Regions from separate parts of the Mus musculus genome. Here region 1 is linked to region 2. A link is a loop called in an ENCODE intact Hi-C map of the cell type or tissue named here. Cell type or tissue: left cerebral cortex. All regions are shown on one strand.

Region 1 (8,000 bases), 110 kb after region 2:
CCACACTTTTAGGCTAGACTTGGCTAATGTCTTTTTTTGTTTGTTTGTTTGTTTTTTTTTTGGTTTTTTTTTTTTTTTTTTTTTTTTTTTTTTGGTTTTTTGAGACAGGGTTTCTCTGTGTAGTCTTGGCTGTCCTGGAACTCGCTCTGTAGACCAGGCTGGCCTCGAACTAAGAAATCCGCCTGCCTCTGCCTCCCAAGTGCTGGGATTAAAGTCGTGCACCACCACGCCCGGCGGCTAATGTCTTAATTGAGGTTTTATTCCTGTGAAGAGACACTATGACCATGGCAACTCTTATAAAGGAAAGTATTTAATTGGGACTGGCTTACAGCTCAGAGGCTTAGTCCATTATTACCACGGTGGAAGCATGGCAGGCAGACATGGTGCTAGAGAGGTAGCTGAGAATTCTACATCTCAGGCAGCAGGAAGGGAGAGTGAGCCACTGGGCCTAGGTTAAACTTCAAGAACCTCAAAGCCCACTCATGGTGACAGACTTCTCCCAACTGCGCCACACCTCCTCCAACATGGCCACACTTCCTAATAATGCCATTCCCTATGGGCCTAGGCATTGTAGTCAAACCGTCACAGCTACATACCAAGACTCGGCCTCAAAGTTATATTATGGAAAAATTAAGCTCACCAATATACTTTTAAAACACAATTTGTAGGGATTATAGCCTTCAAAATTAAATGTTTTGATAATATTTTGGTCCATTTTATGAGGGAGAATATATTAAAACTGGTAACATTTTTTTCAGTAAGTTCTAGACCACTATGTCGAAAGTTTTCCCGCTTAGTTTCCTATGCTTTGTGTGTGTGTGTGTGTGTGTGTATACATGTGTGTGTATGAATATATGTGTGATATGTATATGATGTACATGTGCATATGTGTGTGTGTGATGTGCATGTGATGTACATGTGCATATGTGTGTGTATATGTGTGTGTGATGTGCATGTGTGTGCACTCGAGAGTATGTGTGATGTGTGGAACAAGGGCCATGCTTTGTGTCGAGGTCAGAGGACAGTTCTGTGTTGTCTTCTTCCACCTTTTCCAGGTTCCAGAGATGTAACATCAGTAACCAGGCATGCACCATCCAGCCCCAAGGACCTTTAAATGCTGAGTGACTCCACTGACCCTGTTTCCTGTTAAGTGCTTCAGATAGACATGTTAATTGTACCTAGCATTCCTGGGATGGCCACAGCATCATTGCACTTCCATGCGTGTGGAAACGACAATCCAATTCCATGGACTGTCTCTAACAATCCTCTAGATTGTTGGAAAGACCATTGGAATAATCTAGATTGTCAAACTATAGTCATAGAACAGAGCTTATGTGCACAAAAGGAGATGCCATGTCAGGAAGCCCAGATAATTGCAAGTTCTATTTACTTTTAGTCTTATCCCTTAGGTTCTAGAATAATTTGGATTGTCAATTTCAGGTTGGTTTTTTTTCTAACTTTTTATTGGTTCTTTGTGAATTTCACAGCATGCACCCCAACCCCACTCATCTGCCCTCTACTCATACCTACTCTCTACCCTTGCGTCCTCCCCTAAAACAGAGAAAAAAATCTTACTGTGGAAGCTGTAATGTATCACAGTGTGTCCCACAGATCCCACCCTTTTATTCACACTTTACTTGCAATGTTCATTGCATTGACTCCTTGGTCTGGTATGGGTACTCTGGCTTCTGCGACTCTGTCAATCCTGGAGCCTCACTGGAACTCCTCTTGGATATCTTGTTGTTGCTCTGTGTCACAGAGATCCTGTAGTTTTGGATCTATAGGAGTGGTCCCTTCTTGCACTCCAGCAGTTCATCAATGAGATAGATGTTGGGGTGGGCCAATCCAAAGCTCTGGATCTGGGCCTTAGAGGAATCTGAACTAATCAGCCCATTGGCTCTCCTGCTCTCATGCCCTCAAGCACACCCTCCTTATTTCCCCCTTCACCAACAACCAGGGCCAGCTCTACCATGCTACCCAGGGGAGGTACAGGGTCCATTCTCCCAAGTGTTGCAGTTGGCAAGAGATATGGCCAGTTATCCCATTCTCATGACCCTGAGGCCAGTTCTCCTGCCTGCCATAGGTGTTGAGGGATGAGGGAGGGGAGGAGGGAGTCTCTCTGCACCACAATACATAAGACAAGAGGCAGGGCCAGCTCTCCTGTGCTCACATCCTCAGGCCAACTCACCTGTAACCCCCATGTCCAGGGCCAGCTCTGCTGTGCTGCCTAGTCAGGTGTAGAACCTACTCTCCAAAGTGCTGCAGTAGCTGAGGGGCAGGGCCAGCTCTCCCATTCTGATGACCTTGGGCCAGATTCCTCCCTGCCATGGGTGGCAAGGGCAAGAGAGGGGTATCTCTCACTTGCCCATACTACCACATGGCAGACAAGTGACAATATAGGGCCAGCTGTCCCAAGCTCACACCCTTGTGGTCAGCTTATCTACATTAGGGTAACTTCTACTATGATGCCCAGGTAAAGTGTAGGGCCTACTCTCCTGAGTGCTTCAGCTCATGAGGGAAGAGACAGCTCTCCTGCTATAATGATCCCAGGGCAGGTTTCTCAGGGGCAAGAGCGGAGGAGGGTATCTCTCATTTGTCTATACCATCATAGGGAAGATGATTGGCTGGGCCAGCTCTCCCACACTCATATCCTCACCCAAGATTCTTGAAATGTTGGGAGCTTCTCTCCAGTACTGCAGGTGGGTAGGGGTGGGATCAGCCATCCTGCTACCCCAGGGCCAGCTTTCTCTTGATGCCAGGTGAGGTGTGGGGTCAGATCTGCACAGCCCTCAGACATCAGCATGGCCCTGGGCAGCAGCCCAGACCAGATATGTCCACCTAGCCTTTCGTAGTAATAGACCCTGCTGTTTCAGGGCCATGGACCCAGACATGGTCCCTGGTGGCAGCACAGGCCAGGACTCCACTGTGGTCTCAGGTGGCACCAATTACTCATATCAGGCTGTTCCTGGCTACTCTCGAGTCTCCAGTTCTGCCTCTTCATTATGCACACATCCTTCTGTCTATCTTTCTCTTCCATTTCTCCACCACTTACTAGCTCCTCCCCTTAGAGGATCCTGGGGTCTCTGAGTGTCTGGGGTTTCAACGCTGGTCTCAGGAGTGCTATGCCCATTTGTTCATTGTGGCACCAGGCAAGGGTTATCTCAGGCAAGGTCTGCCTGACCCCCAAGGCCTGTTTAGTGCCACAATGGTGATTACCACAGGCTACTACCCTGTCGGTGCCCCATGGTTCTGGTCTGGTGGTTGGCCACCCAAGTGTCCCCATGCAAGGATACTGCCTCAAGCTATGGAGATCCAGGCAGGATCTTTCTAGTCTCTGGCTAGTTTCTTCCCCTTGGAAGTTGTCTGGGCCTGTGGGATTTTGGACTTGTGATCATATCTGGCTATTTCCCTGTCTGGCCTCCTGGTAGTTGTCTCAGGCTTGCTTTCTTTCAGGGAATATTAGACAACTAATCATTCCGATGTTCACAGGTTAGAACACAGGTTGGGGCATAGACAAAGCCTCTCTCCTCTCTGCCACCTACTGAGGTACATGTGACACAGCACCCACGTCTGCAATGCTTCTAGGAGCAGCACGTTGGTTTCTTGTCTTTTTGTTTGTTTTAATACAATTAATATACTGAATATTTACTGGTAAGACTTTTGCAATCACTTCAAACTTTTAATGAAATAAAACATTTCGGTGGGGAAAAGTCTTTGTAGACATTCAGAATAGGTGGCATGAATGTAGCCTATAGGTAGATTCAGATCTGGTTTTGCCACCAGGTGAGTTTTTGGCAACCTTTTTGTTTGGGGGTTTGGGGATTTCAGAATTATGAATGAGGTACGGGCCTGTTCCTCGGCACCTTGAGGGGCACAAGAGCTTTAGTGTCAGTGCCATCCTGGAGTCAGACGGAACAACCAGATGTTGGATGCTCCAAACCATCTGAGTTAGCCATGTTCAGAGATGCAAAAGTTATGCTCCTCTGAACCAGCATGTTCTGTTGTTACTACAATGAAGGTTCCATGAGAAGTTTGATCTATAGCTACAGATCTACAGGGGACAATATATAACACAGATTGACCACACGCTATCTCTTGGGAGCCAAGATGAAGTGCAGGCCCAGGTCCCAAAGGAACTTGAAAGGGCTGCATACAGAGACATGCTTTCTGTCACCTCAAGGCAGGCCACAGAAGAGTAAGTGTTCTGTGCTGAACATGTGCTGGCAGGACCATGGAGGGTGACTGACCAGAATGGATAATTGGATTTTTCTGAAGGGATAGGGAGCCACTGGAAGCCACAGCACAGACAGCCCTTGAATGCATTAGCTGGAGCAATGAAGTCTTTTTTAAGATTTATGCCACATTGTTTTGAATTTTTTGTGCTAAGAAATACGTAAATGATCGCCCCCAATCCTCTGATTGTGGATTAAATGATTGCCCCCAATCCTCTGTGGATTAAATGATCCCCCCAATCCTCTCACTGTGGGTCTCTCTGAGCCAACGGTACTCATTCAGCACTGTGTCAGCAGACACTGCTTCCCTGTGGATGAAACCACGGTGGATGTATGAGAGGCAGAAACATTTAGCCTTAACTTGCTTAAAGGTGACAAGCCCAGCAAGGACAAGATAGAACAAGAACCACAGGGATCCAGAGTGCATAAGAGGAGCTTCGGGAACAAGACAACAGCAGTAAGGGAAGAGGCACAGCAGGGGAGGTAAACATCAAAGACAGGCACCACCTTTCAGAACTTCCTGGCAGGCTCCTTAAGGTGGCTGGCTCACTGGGTCTCCTAGCTCCTAGCTCTAGAGTGGCAGCCATGGCGCACCTTTTTGAGACCTGCAAGACAGGTGCTTAGAGGCTCAGAAGCCTGGATCAGGCCATGGCTCAGAGAATCCAGGCTAGGAGTGGGCATTGCATAGACCAAGAGGTGGCAGCACTATCTGATGGAGAAGCCTCCCATGCCTGCAGCATGCACTGCAGCCACATTGCCAGGCAGAAGGAAGGAAAATCTGAGCATCTGTAGGAAGTCAAGAAAGCAGGGAAAGGCTGTGCACTGGCTACGTTGAATCTTTGCAGAGATTTCCCACTGCTGGAGACTATTCCTAGTTGTCTAGTACTCAGCCCTGGGTTGTCGCGCCCGCTCTCGACCAGCAAGAACGACGCGACCACCAGTCCTTCTAACAGCAGTTTATTCAATCCTGATTCTTCTTGTTTATATCTCCCCCGAACCCTGGGCCTCTCACTCCTTTTATACTCTCTCTCATCCACGCACCGCAGGCCACGCCCCCTCACCAGTCACGAGGCTTCAGCTAATCCGGGCAGCAGGGGCAAATCTTCACCAAATTGGATTCACCTGTATCCTGGTACACCTGCGCAGCACTCAGGATGTTTGTGTCTTATATGAGGAAGTCAGGTGCAAGTCATATGACTTAGCTGCAGTCCCTGGCGCCTTTGGGACTGCCGCCACACCCGCTCCCCACACTGGGTGGGTAGGACATGGCATAAGCTCCTGCTTGGCTGGTCTGCATATTAAAGACCAGCTGGAGTTGAAGGGAGATGTGGGGTTCTTCTGAAGGTCTGACCCTGGGAAGGATATTCCCTCTAAGGTTACAGAGGCCCCAGGTGTCAAAGCTTTGGGAACAGAGAATTAACACGCATGCTGAGGCCCAGGGTCAAAGTCAACAGCAGGTTGGGGGAGGGCTACAGTACAAACAGGCAGAGTTAGACAGTGTTTGTACATTCTAAAGAAGAACCAAAATTTCTGGAGACTAGGAGTAATACTGCCCTGGTTCACATCCCAGCAGCCAAGACAGCACTTGGAAGGGAGAGGGTGTTTCCTAATGAGAGACCTGTAGGGAACACAGAGAGGGCTCTGTTTGTGTGGCAGGCAGCAATGCAGCATCACAGAGGCTGTAGACTCTAACCTGAACACAATGCAGAGAACACAGAGGAGATGAAGTCATTGTAACAGAGACAAGCGAGCTGAAATCCTAACTGGCCTGTCAACTGGCTCACCAGAAGGCCAGCCATGGGGGCCATGGGGCTCCAGCAGGCACCTCCTTCCTAAGCCTTCTCCATAGTTGCTCTCAGAGAATATCAAACAGCCATACACCACCAAACTTTGGAAATGACCTCTGGTCACCTCAGAATCGAAGCCTGTCTCAGCTTTCTGAATGCTTCAGGTGTATAGAATGTGGATGAAATAAAGGACTCCTGCCAAGGCTAGTTGTCTAGCAGCCTTAGCAAAGGCTGCCATTTCAAAGTTGGAGGACTTAGAAGAAGATTTTTCACCACTAGGAGGCCAGAAGCTATTATCAAGTCGTGGCTTCCTCCTAAAGCCTTTGTCTGGCTGAGAACCCTTGTTCCTGTCTTTGCCTGTTCTCCTCACTGCACATACCAGCATTCAAATTCCCTCTTGTTATGTGGACATTAGTCTTACTGATTTAGAGTACACCCCCATAACCTCATTTATCCTATCTCTGTAAAAACTCTATCTCCAAATACAATCACATTGGGAGGTATTAGGAGTAAAGACTTCACTATATAAATTTGGAGCTGTGGTTCAGCCCATAATGCTCTTGGGAAATAGAGACTATGAGCCAGGATTGACTGAAAAAGTAGAAGAAGAAGAGGAAGAAGGAGAAGGAGAAGAAGAAGGAGGAGGAGGAAGAGGAGGAGGAGGAAGAAGAGGAAGCCACATTGACAGCAAGGAGCTCAGTTAGGAACTGTCTCAATTCTGGTACTCAGCCCTACTAAAACAAAGGCATAGTCCAAAACTGGGTTGTTTTGCTGCCCACACAGTGTTGGACACAGCACATAGAAACTGGGCCTGATTAAGCTGTACACAGCTTTGTTGGCCTCCCTTGGCCTTCAAACCTTTCTATTTCTGAATTTATTCACAGTCTACCTGTGGTGGTTTTAATAAAAATGGCCCCCATAGGCTCATAAGGAGTGCTGTTGTTTAGGGCATGTGGCCTTGATGGAGGAAGTATGTCACCAGGGATGGGCTTTGAGGTTTCAGAAGCTCAAGACAGGCCCAGTGACTTACTTTCTCTTCCTGCTACCTGCCAAGGTGTAGAACTCTCAGCTATTTCTCCAGCACGTGTCTGCCTGCATGCCACCATGCTTCCTCCTATAATTATAATAGACTAAAACTTTGAATGTAAGTGAGCCCCCAATTAAATGCTTTTCTTTTAAGAGTTGCTGTGGTCATGATGTCTCTTCACAGCAAAAGAACATTATCTCAGACACTACCCTTCTGAATGTTGGAGCTAGTGCCTCCCAACTGGGGGGAATATTTAAAAGTACAATCTAGTCTGAAACTGGCCTGGGCGGATCATAATAAGTAGGAGAGGCTGTCATCAAAACCACTGTGCAAGGCTAAGTGCTCAAGCATGCATGAGACCCTAGGACTAGTCCTTATTACCCTGCAGACCCTCCCAGAGCACCTAGATGAGCCCCTCAGTCACAGCTATTTCTGCAAAGTACTAGAAAAGAAGGTGAAAAGGATGTCCCCCACCCCCCGCACATATACAAAACCACACAGACTGAGTGTGGTGGGAGGCCTTAGTAAGCAGGAAATAGTGGAGGCATATGCAGGGGCTGCACTGGCTACTGCATTGGACCAGAAAGACATAAGCAAAAAGCATCGAAATGAGGGGCAAGAGCAGTTGGCTCAGTAATTGTAATGGTTTCTATATGCTCGGCCTAGGAAATGGCACTATTAGAAGGTGTGGCCCTGTTGGAGCAGGTGCGGCCTTGTTAGAGTAGGTGTGTCACAGGGGTGTGGGCTATAAGACCCTTATCCTCGCTGCCTGGAAGTCAGTATTCTGCTAGCAGCCTTCAGATGAAGATGTAGAACTCTCAGCTCCCCCTGTGTGGGACTGTGATAGGCAGCCTATTTTGCTTGAATGAGGCTTGCTCTGGCCACCCAGTAGAAAATTCTACAAGGGACAGAAGAGCGAGCCACGTTCCCTGAATCTGGTGCCTGACACCACAG
Region 2 (8,000 bases):
GGGCAAGCCAGAGTCCCAGGATTCATGTATAGTCATTGCTTCCTATCTTTTAATGAAGAGAAGGAAATGGAAGAGGAAGCTGCTTTTCCAGTCAGAAATACTGAAATATTTCTACAGCTGCCTAGTTTCCTGATGCTTAAATTGTGAAACTGAACTCTGTCGTCATTTCTAACATTTAAGTTCCCATTTGAGGGGAGCACTCAAGTGTAAGAACTGGGTGGCTACTGAGGGATTAGAAGTGTGTAACAAGTCAGTGTCAAGACTGATGCCATCTCTTATCTTTGTCTTGAGATAACTAGAAAAACTTTCCTATAATTTTGAATAACAAGTTTACATAATTATAGCAAATTTTGGCAAGTATAGTCTGCCATAGCCTTAGTTCTTCATTCTTAGTCATTCAATCTTTTCTTCATTTTGCTCCGGCTCTCCTTCTCCATCCCTCTTATTGGATAAGCCGTTGAATTTGTTGTTTGCCATGAAACTGCTTCTTGAAAGTTGTCTTCACAGTTGGGACACAGTTCTCTGGAAGTTCTGCTGACTACCGTGTTTTATCAACTGTTGATGCCTTTCCAGGGTGACTCCTGCCATCTTACAAAAACATTCTTCTCCCCCTACCCTGTGATTGGCATGATGCTAGTTGACCATTTATGAGACGGGATTATATTTGTGCTCATTATTGCACCCACAGACACTGGTACCCACAATTACAGTTCATGAGACTGAGATCCCTAATTGGTGTTGTTATAAATAGTGTCATATAAAACCACACAGATGCGAAAATACAATCATTTGTCTTGTTTTCAAGACCTGATCTCAAACATACCTCAAACTCACTATGAAACTGAGGTTGACCGTGAACCCCTGATATTCCTTCTCTCCTTTTAAGTATAGGATTGCAGGTGTGTGACACCATGTCTGGTTCACACATCAGTTTGAGAGACAATTTCTTAAATATTTTATTGACCAAGGAGGAGTCTTTCTATGTGTGTAGCTTGGACTATTTTTCTTTCCTACAGTTTATACTTTAAAGTCATTATTTTCCTTTGTGCTCAATCTCACCTTTTTGTAGGCATCCAAAATGTCCCTGGTCACCTTTCTGACTCCAGGCCACCTTGACTGGAAGCTACTCTTAAACATATTTCCTCTAGTTCTCTCCTCACTCTTTACTAGTAAAACATTTGTAGTGAATCTATACCAATTTGAAGGTAATACTTTTGAGTGCAGAGTCCACAGGGGAACTGCAGAGGTGGGTCAGTGTTCACTCTGGTTCCTGAAGTCCTGAAGGCTACTTGGTTCTTGGTCCAAATAGGTGCCCCACTCTTCCTGTAAGTGTTAACTCCCATGAGGCCAAGGGAATGGAGAAACTGGTCTCTGTGAGGCTCTCCGAAGAGGGAGGACCACTTCTGCTTTCCACGGGAAAGCTGAATTGCTCAGCCGAAGGGAGAAGGCACAAAGGAAGTGATACCCCCCACACCCTGCACCATCCAGTCATTTGCCTGTGGGGGCCCCTCCCTTCAAACCACTCAGAATTGCTTTTCCCTTGGGGTTCCTTTTACCAGCCTTGCTTAGTCTGCAGGTTCATTGCCAACTTTCCTTGGAGGGAGACAAGGGGATGAATGGAGGGAGGGAGGGAGGGGAAAGAGAGAGAGAGTGAACAAGAGGGGGAGAGGGTGCAGACTCTTCCCAGGCAAAGACCTCCAGCAGGAAGTTATATATTTTGAAATATACAGTCTTGATTCTTCCAGCACCAGAAAGATGTATGTTTCGAAATTTCCCCTCATGGGAACTCAAATGAAGATTTTGCAACCTTCAATGTTCTCACTATACAAGATCATGAGTATAGTACTTTAAGGATGTTTTTAAAGTTCCTGAATTACAGTCTTTTGTTAAACTCTTGGAATGCAGCAGTATTTTCAAACCTCCACAAGCATAATCTCTGTCTTAGAAATATACTTAGCTTATGTCTATAGCACATAAAAACCAAGCAGACAAACAGATGGACGTTTAAAGCATGACTGAGGGGCTTTTCTTTTGTACCAGGGGTTGGGAGTCCTGCGCCCTCTTCAAGAGCTATATTGGGCTGCAAGTGAGCAGAGGTGAACCTGGGTCTGGATGGAGATGTAGTAAAGAAATGCAGATTCAGCTGGCTAGGGTGATACAGACCTGTAGTACCAACTATTCAAGAGGCTGAGGCAAGAGGGTCATTTGAACTTGGAGTTTAGGGCCAGCATGACCAAAATCATAAGATTCCATTTAAAAACCAAACCAAGCAATCCAAATACAAATTAAGAGGCATGTGTCCATGTACCGTGTAGTTTTTGCTACCCTGCTTTATGTTCCAGGCAAACAGTGCTTCCAGCCCCACCCAAGTTCCCTTGGATCTGTAGATGAAACACACACACACACACACACACACACACAAACTTATTTTTCAACCTGCCTTATGGCTCAATTGCTGGCGCTTCTAATCTCCCTCTGCTTATGTGCCCTTCCCAATATTCTTAGCTCAGCACCTGAAATCTGCCCTAAACTTTACTCAATTATCTTCTCCTTGCTCAGCATGCCACAGCTTCCCTCAGCTTTAGCTGTGTTTCTAATCTCTGCGGGAGAAATGGCCTATGGTTGCTCCACCCGAGATCTCAACATGGCTGGTCACCTCTTCTCCCTCCAAAGCATATTGAAAATCTCCCCCTTCTCCTGCATCTGTTAGCTTGCCTGCCAGGACCTGGAACTCCAGCCTCTTTCCTTCTGCCCAGCAATTGGCTGGTGGCATCTTTAGTGATCAATCAAGAGCTAACTGGGAACAGGACCTTAGCATCAGACCCATACAAGGGCAGATGTCTCCAAATGTAAATGCCTCAAATAGCATTTGATTATGGTTCCTTTATGGCAAAATGCCCCTCACACCCAATCATGTATTTGTGTGTGTGTGTGTGAAGTGAACATGTATGGAGGCCTGAGATTGGGACTCTGTATTCACGGTTTCTATCATTCTTTAAGGGTAGGGTCTCTCAGTCAAACCCAGAGCTCACTAGTAGAGGTAGTCTTGCTAGCCAGCCAGTGTCTTGGGAATTATGTCTGCCTTTCAAGACTGGAATCACATGTGTGTGGACTCTGTGGCTCCTTGTCTCAGCAGCAGCTGCTTTAGCCATGGAGCCATCTCCTCAGCCCCAAGGTGTTCTTTAAAAGCTGAATACAACTGAGGAATGTTGAGAGTGGGAGAAATAGCCTTCCAGGGAAAAGCCCCCTAATTGCTTATGTAATACCAGCAGTAGGCCCTGAGATCAGATGCTTACAGATAACATTATACTGACTGAGCAGGTTGCATACACACACACACACACACACACCACCACCACCACCACCACCACCAACAACAACAACAACAACAATAATTAAAGAATAAAAAGTCATGAATTTGAGAGCAATGCATGGTAGGCATTAAAGGAAGGAAAGAGGAGGAAATGGCGTAATTATATTATAATCCCCCAAAAATTATAAAAAAATAAACCTTAGAGCAGTTTTAACTGATACATTAAAATTGTGTACATTTGTGAAGTAGCCTGAGATGTTTTAATATAGGTATGCCTACATTCTATAGTGTTTAAGTGGGTATGAATCTGTCCATAATTTGCATTTGGGATGCTCTCTAAACTCTCTGTGTTTAAGGCTTCACGCCCAGCTTGCTACTGTGTAGAGGAAGTGGGAATTCCCAGAGGAGGAACTCATGGGAGGTCTTGAGGTCATTTTTGCTGCACTAGTAGAAGCTGCAGTTGGTTCTCAGGCTTCCCTCTTCCTCTGCTGTATTTCACAGTGATGAGATGAGTGTGTTTTCTGTGCCACATGCTTCATCCACAATATGCCTCTTTGTCATAGGCCCAAAGCATAGGGGTCAATGGATCATGGACTGCTCCACTCCGAATTAGATACCAAAACAAAATGCTTCCTTTCATAATAAATAAATAAATGAATAAATGAATAAATAAATAATAAGCTAGCTAAATACAAACTGATAGGTAATATGATAGCATTCTTTAAATAACTGATTGGTGAAAAATAGCATTTAAAAGCTCTGCATATCAATTTTTTTATTCTAAAGTCTTCATAGTGATCTTTTTCTGGAGGATGAATGAGTCATTTATTTATTTATTTACTGTGGCTAAATCTAGGGCATTGTGTGTAGTAAGCAATCATCCTACCACCTACCTATCTTTTCCAACTTTTATCCTTATTTTGTTTCACATCTATTTATTTACATATTTGTGTGATACAAGCAAGCATTCTATCACCAAACCCAATCTCAGTCCCTTTAAAAATCCTCAGAGGTGATTATATTACTCACACAAAGGATCTCCTTCATCCCTCCCAGAAAAAGGAGGAGAGGAAACAGAAAAAAACCCTGGTGCAGAGCTCCAGTTTCTGCTTAGAAGATGGATGTGAAATGCCCAGGATGCTGCTAAAGCCCACACACAAAGGGTAGCCTGCTGTGTTGTCTGCTCCACTGCCTTGTCAGCCTATAAGTAGAAAAACAAGGCTGACAAAGGATATTTTTTCATGACAAAAAAGGAGTAAAAATACCCCAAATCAGGATAATGGGAAACCCTTTCAATAAATGCATTTTGGGTTAATAATATATTATCTTGAAAGTGTCTCTCTAAGTTGCCCAGGCTGGCCTTAAATTGAACAGAATAAACACAATTTCTAACAAATAGCAGTACAAGGAACCTCAGACACAGTGACTACAAAAGGTAGGGAGATCAGGGAACTAGAGTGGCCTGCAGGCTGCCCTTAAGGATGGCGCTGTTGTCCTTATTATCTATGGATAATTGGTTCCAGGACTGTTGTGTTTATAAAAAGATAAAGAGAAAAGGAATATGTTCTATAGAGGGATGTGGTGAGGTATGGGGAAAGGAGATGTCTTAGCGAGTCCATGCTGAGGCATCCCTTCCCCCTGAAGGACCAGTCATGGTATAGTATAGAATAGAGTTTATTCAGGGCATGGGGAGGGGAGTTAAGAGGGTAGTAGAGCCAGATAAAGGCAGAGAGAGGGAAAGAGTAGAGAAATAGAGGCTGGCCATGAACACGTGGGAGGGGGAGAGGGGCGCAACAGGAAGGGGGGAGAGCAAGAGCAAGAGAGAAGCAAGAGATCAAGAGAGGGACCCTTTTATAGTGGGTCAGGCCTACCTGGCTGTTGCTAGGTAACTGTCAGGTGGAGCATACCTGGCTGTTGCCAGGTAACTATGGGGTGGAGTTTAGAAAGAAATCTAACAAGGCCCACTCAAGGATGTGTTTGTGTGTGACCTCACTTACTCTCTGGAGTTCACGGAGCCATCTCTAGATTACATATTATGCCTAAAACAATATATAATGTGAAGATACTTGTTAGATGATATTGTTTTTAAAATTATTTATTATTTTATGTATATGATTATATGTAGCTGTCTTCAGATACACCAGAAGAGAGCATCAGGTCCTGTTTCAGAAGGTTGTGAACCACCATGTGGTTGCTAGGAATTGAACTCTGGACCTCTGGAAGAGCAGTCAGTTCTCTTAACTGCTGAACCTTCTCTCCAGACCCATAAAAAAAAATAGTCTATACTTGTTCAGCAGTGCCATGTGAATATTTTCTGTCAGTAGTTGGTTGAATCTGCAGATGTGAAATCATGGATATCAAGGCCGAGAGTAATTGTGAGCTACATTCCAGAAATGTAAATATGGAGAATGTTTTCTTCTCTCCATCCTCCCTCCCCTCTTTCCCTGTCTTCCACTCACCTTGCTCCCTCCTCCTCTCTTTCCTCCCTCTTCCCTCTTTACTTCCTCCCTTTGCTTTTTCTTTCCTTCTTGGAGATAAAGTCTCCAAGATACCCTAGGCCGCCTGCAATTAGATTGCTGTCCTTTCCCCCAAGTCCTCCCATGTGCCCAGATGATAGGTTTGTACCATCATGTCCTGCTTTAGGAACAGACTGAACTTATTTTTATTTTTTGATACACATCTTTCTATATATCCTAGGCTAATCGTGCACTTGCTGTGTAGCCTAACCTGACACAAATATCATTACCCTTCCTGCCTCAGCCTCCTGAGTTCTGGGTTTATATGTGTGTGTCATCCTGACTGGCCAGAGCATTTCCTTAGAAAGTTCTGTGATGTTCAGTGATCCATTTAGCTAACTTTTCTGGAGTAACTCCTGGGAGTCCAGATGGTGTTGATGGAAATACACATGGCCGGGCGGTGGTGGTGCACGCCTTTAATCTCAGCACTTGGGAGGCAAAGGCAGGCAGATTTCTGAGTTCGAGGCCAGCCTGGTCTACAATGTGAATTCCTAGACAGCCAGGGCTACACAGAGAAACCCTGCCTCAAAAAAACAAAAACAACAAAACAAAACAAAACAAAACAAAACAAAGGAGGAAGGATTGGATCCTGAGGAAAGAACGGTCCAGCTCTGTCACTAGACCTTGTCCTAGAATCTGTAATAAGCCTTGACAGGAGAGTCCCTGACTAAAAATGATGGCTTTTTAAAAAGGAAAGGAGAACTTTTAGTAAGGAACAGCCCCTTTCAGTTAAAGGCAGCATCCTGACACTCTTTTTAAAGCATCTATCTATCTATCTATCTATCTATCTATCTATCTATCTATCTATCTATCTACCTACCTACCTACCTACTTATCATCAATTTATTATCTATCTATCTATCTATCTATCTATCTATCTATCTATCTATCTACCTATCTACCTACCTACCTACTTATCATCAATTTATTATCTATCTATCTGTCTGTCTGTCTGTCTGTCTGTCTGTCTGTCTGTCTGTCTGTCTAGGTTTCTCAACAGGGTTTCACTGTGTAGCTCTGGCTATCTTGGAACTAACTCTGCAGACCAGGGTGGCCTTAAACTCAAAGAAATCCATCTGTCCTGTCTCTGCCTCCTGAATTCTGGGGATTAAAAGCATGTCCCACCACTGGCTGTAAGAAGATATTTATGATGTGGAAGAAAGAGGCAGCTAGCACTTCCATAGATTTAGAGAGGTGGGTAAGTAACTGAAAGACTCAAAGGGTGTTCCACAGAGGTTAATTCGAAGCTAGAAAATATCTGTTGCTGCTTGTTTTGAGAGCTATAGACTTTACCTGGGATCTGCAAGTTGATATATGATAGCCACTCTAACTATTCCAAGTAATGTTGGCCTTGCTCAAAAGTTTGTCTACATGCCATTTGAATAAGAGATCTAGATTTTGGGGCAGTCACCAATCTTTGCCATTCAGTTTAAAGGAGAGACTATTGTGATGTAACAATCTGAGACCAGTCCTATAATTTATATCTTACTAAGATCATCACCACAACTGGGAACAGTAGTTGGTTAAAACTAAGCAACCACTTACATAATTAGGTGTAGTGTATTGAGCACCCACTGCAACTATTACCTGTGAGATTCTTTTCATCTTCAACTGTAATAGAGTTTGGAGTGTCACTCGGATGATGCTGGGGCTGACCCTTCCTAGCTGTATGTTGCTGGAAATTTACTGGCCATGCTAGCCTCTGGGAGCTTACGTTAAACCTCAGAGATTGCTGGTAAGGGATCCAGGTTCAGTGCAGGGTAATTCAGAATAACCAAGGAGCAAAGGGCATTGTGCTATACATATAGCAGGCTATTCTGCCTAAAAGGGAAAGAAATGCTGGTCCTTGATATAACATAAACGAACCCTGAGGATGTTTTCATAGTGAAACAGGCCAGTTACCAAAGAAAAAGTACTGTGCAATTGCTCTTATATTCATGGACTAGTCAATCCACAATGGACTAACCAATAAATAGGATGGTAGCTTCCAGGGGCTCTGAGGAGGTGGGGATGGGGAGAGATTGTTTAATGGGCAAATTTTCAAGCTGAAAAGGGTTCTGAAGATAGATTATAGCAATGGCTGTACCAGAGAGTTACAGCCTTAAAATAGTTCAGGAATACATTTTATACTATGCATATTTTTGCTAAAAAATTCTAAAGAACAATTTTAA

Evidence for each region. Peaks named below come from ENCODE experiments on the same cell type or tissue, not always from the same donor. Only the 100,000 strongest peaks of a DNase experiment are listed, where the experiment ranks them.
Region 1: a loop joins it to region 2, with 2.7 times the contacts of the local background. A loop is called at or near these places in 5 of 42 quality-filtered maps.

Annotation. Positions count from the first base shown.
Region 1 is chr4:3,792,992-3,800,991 of GRCm38, forward strand. Gm22781 (a small nucleolar RNA gene) reads right to left here and starts at 3,592; the gene lies at 3,456-3,592. In left cerebral cortex, a CTCF peak has its summit at 4,956 (motif pointing right); a DNase peak (open chromatin) is centred at 4,976.
Region 2 is chr4:3,681,621-3,689,620 of GRCm38, forward strand. All of the region lies in intron 1 of Lyn (LYN proto-oncogene, Src family tyrosine kinase), which reads left to right. Among named protein-coding and RNA genes, the nearest start is that of Lyn, 7.5 kb to the left of the region's middle. In left cerebral cortex, no CTCF peak of the experiment used is centred here; DNase peaks (open chromatin) are centred at 1,443, 3,749, 4,443 and 6,191.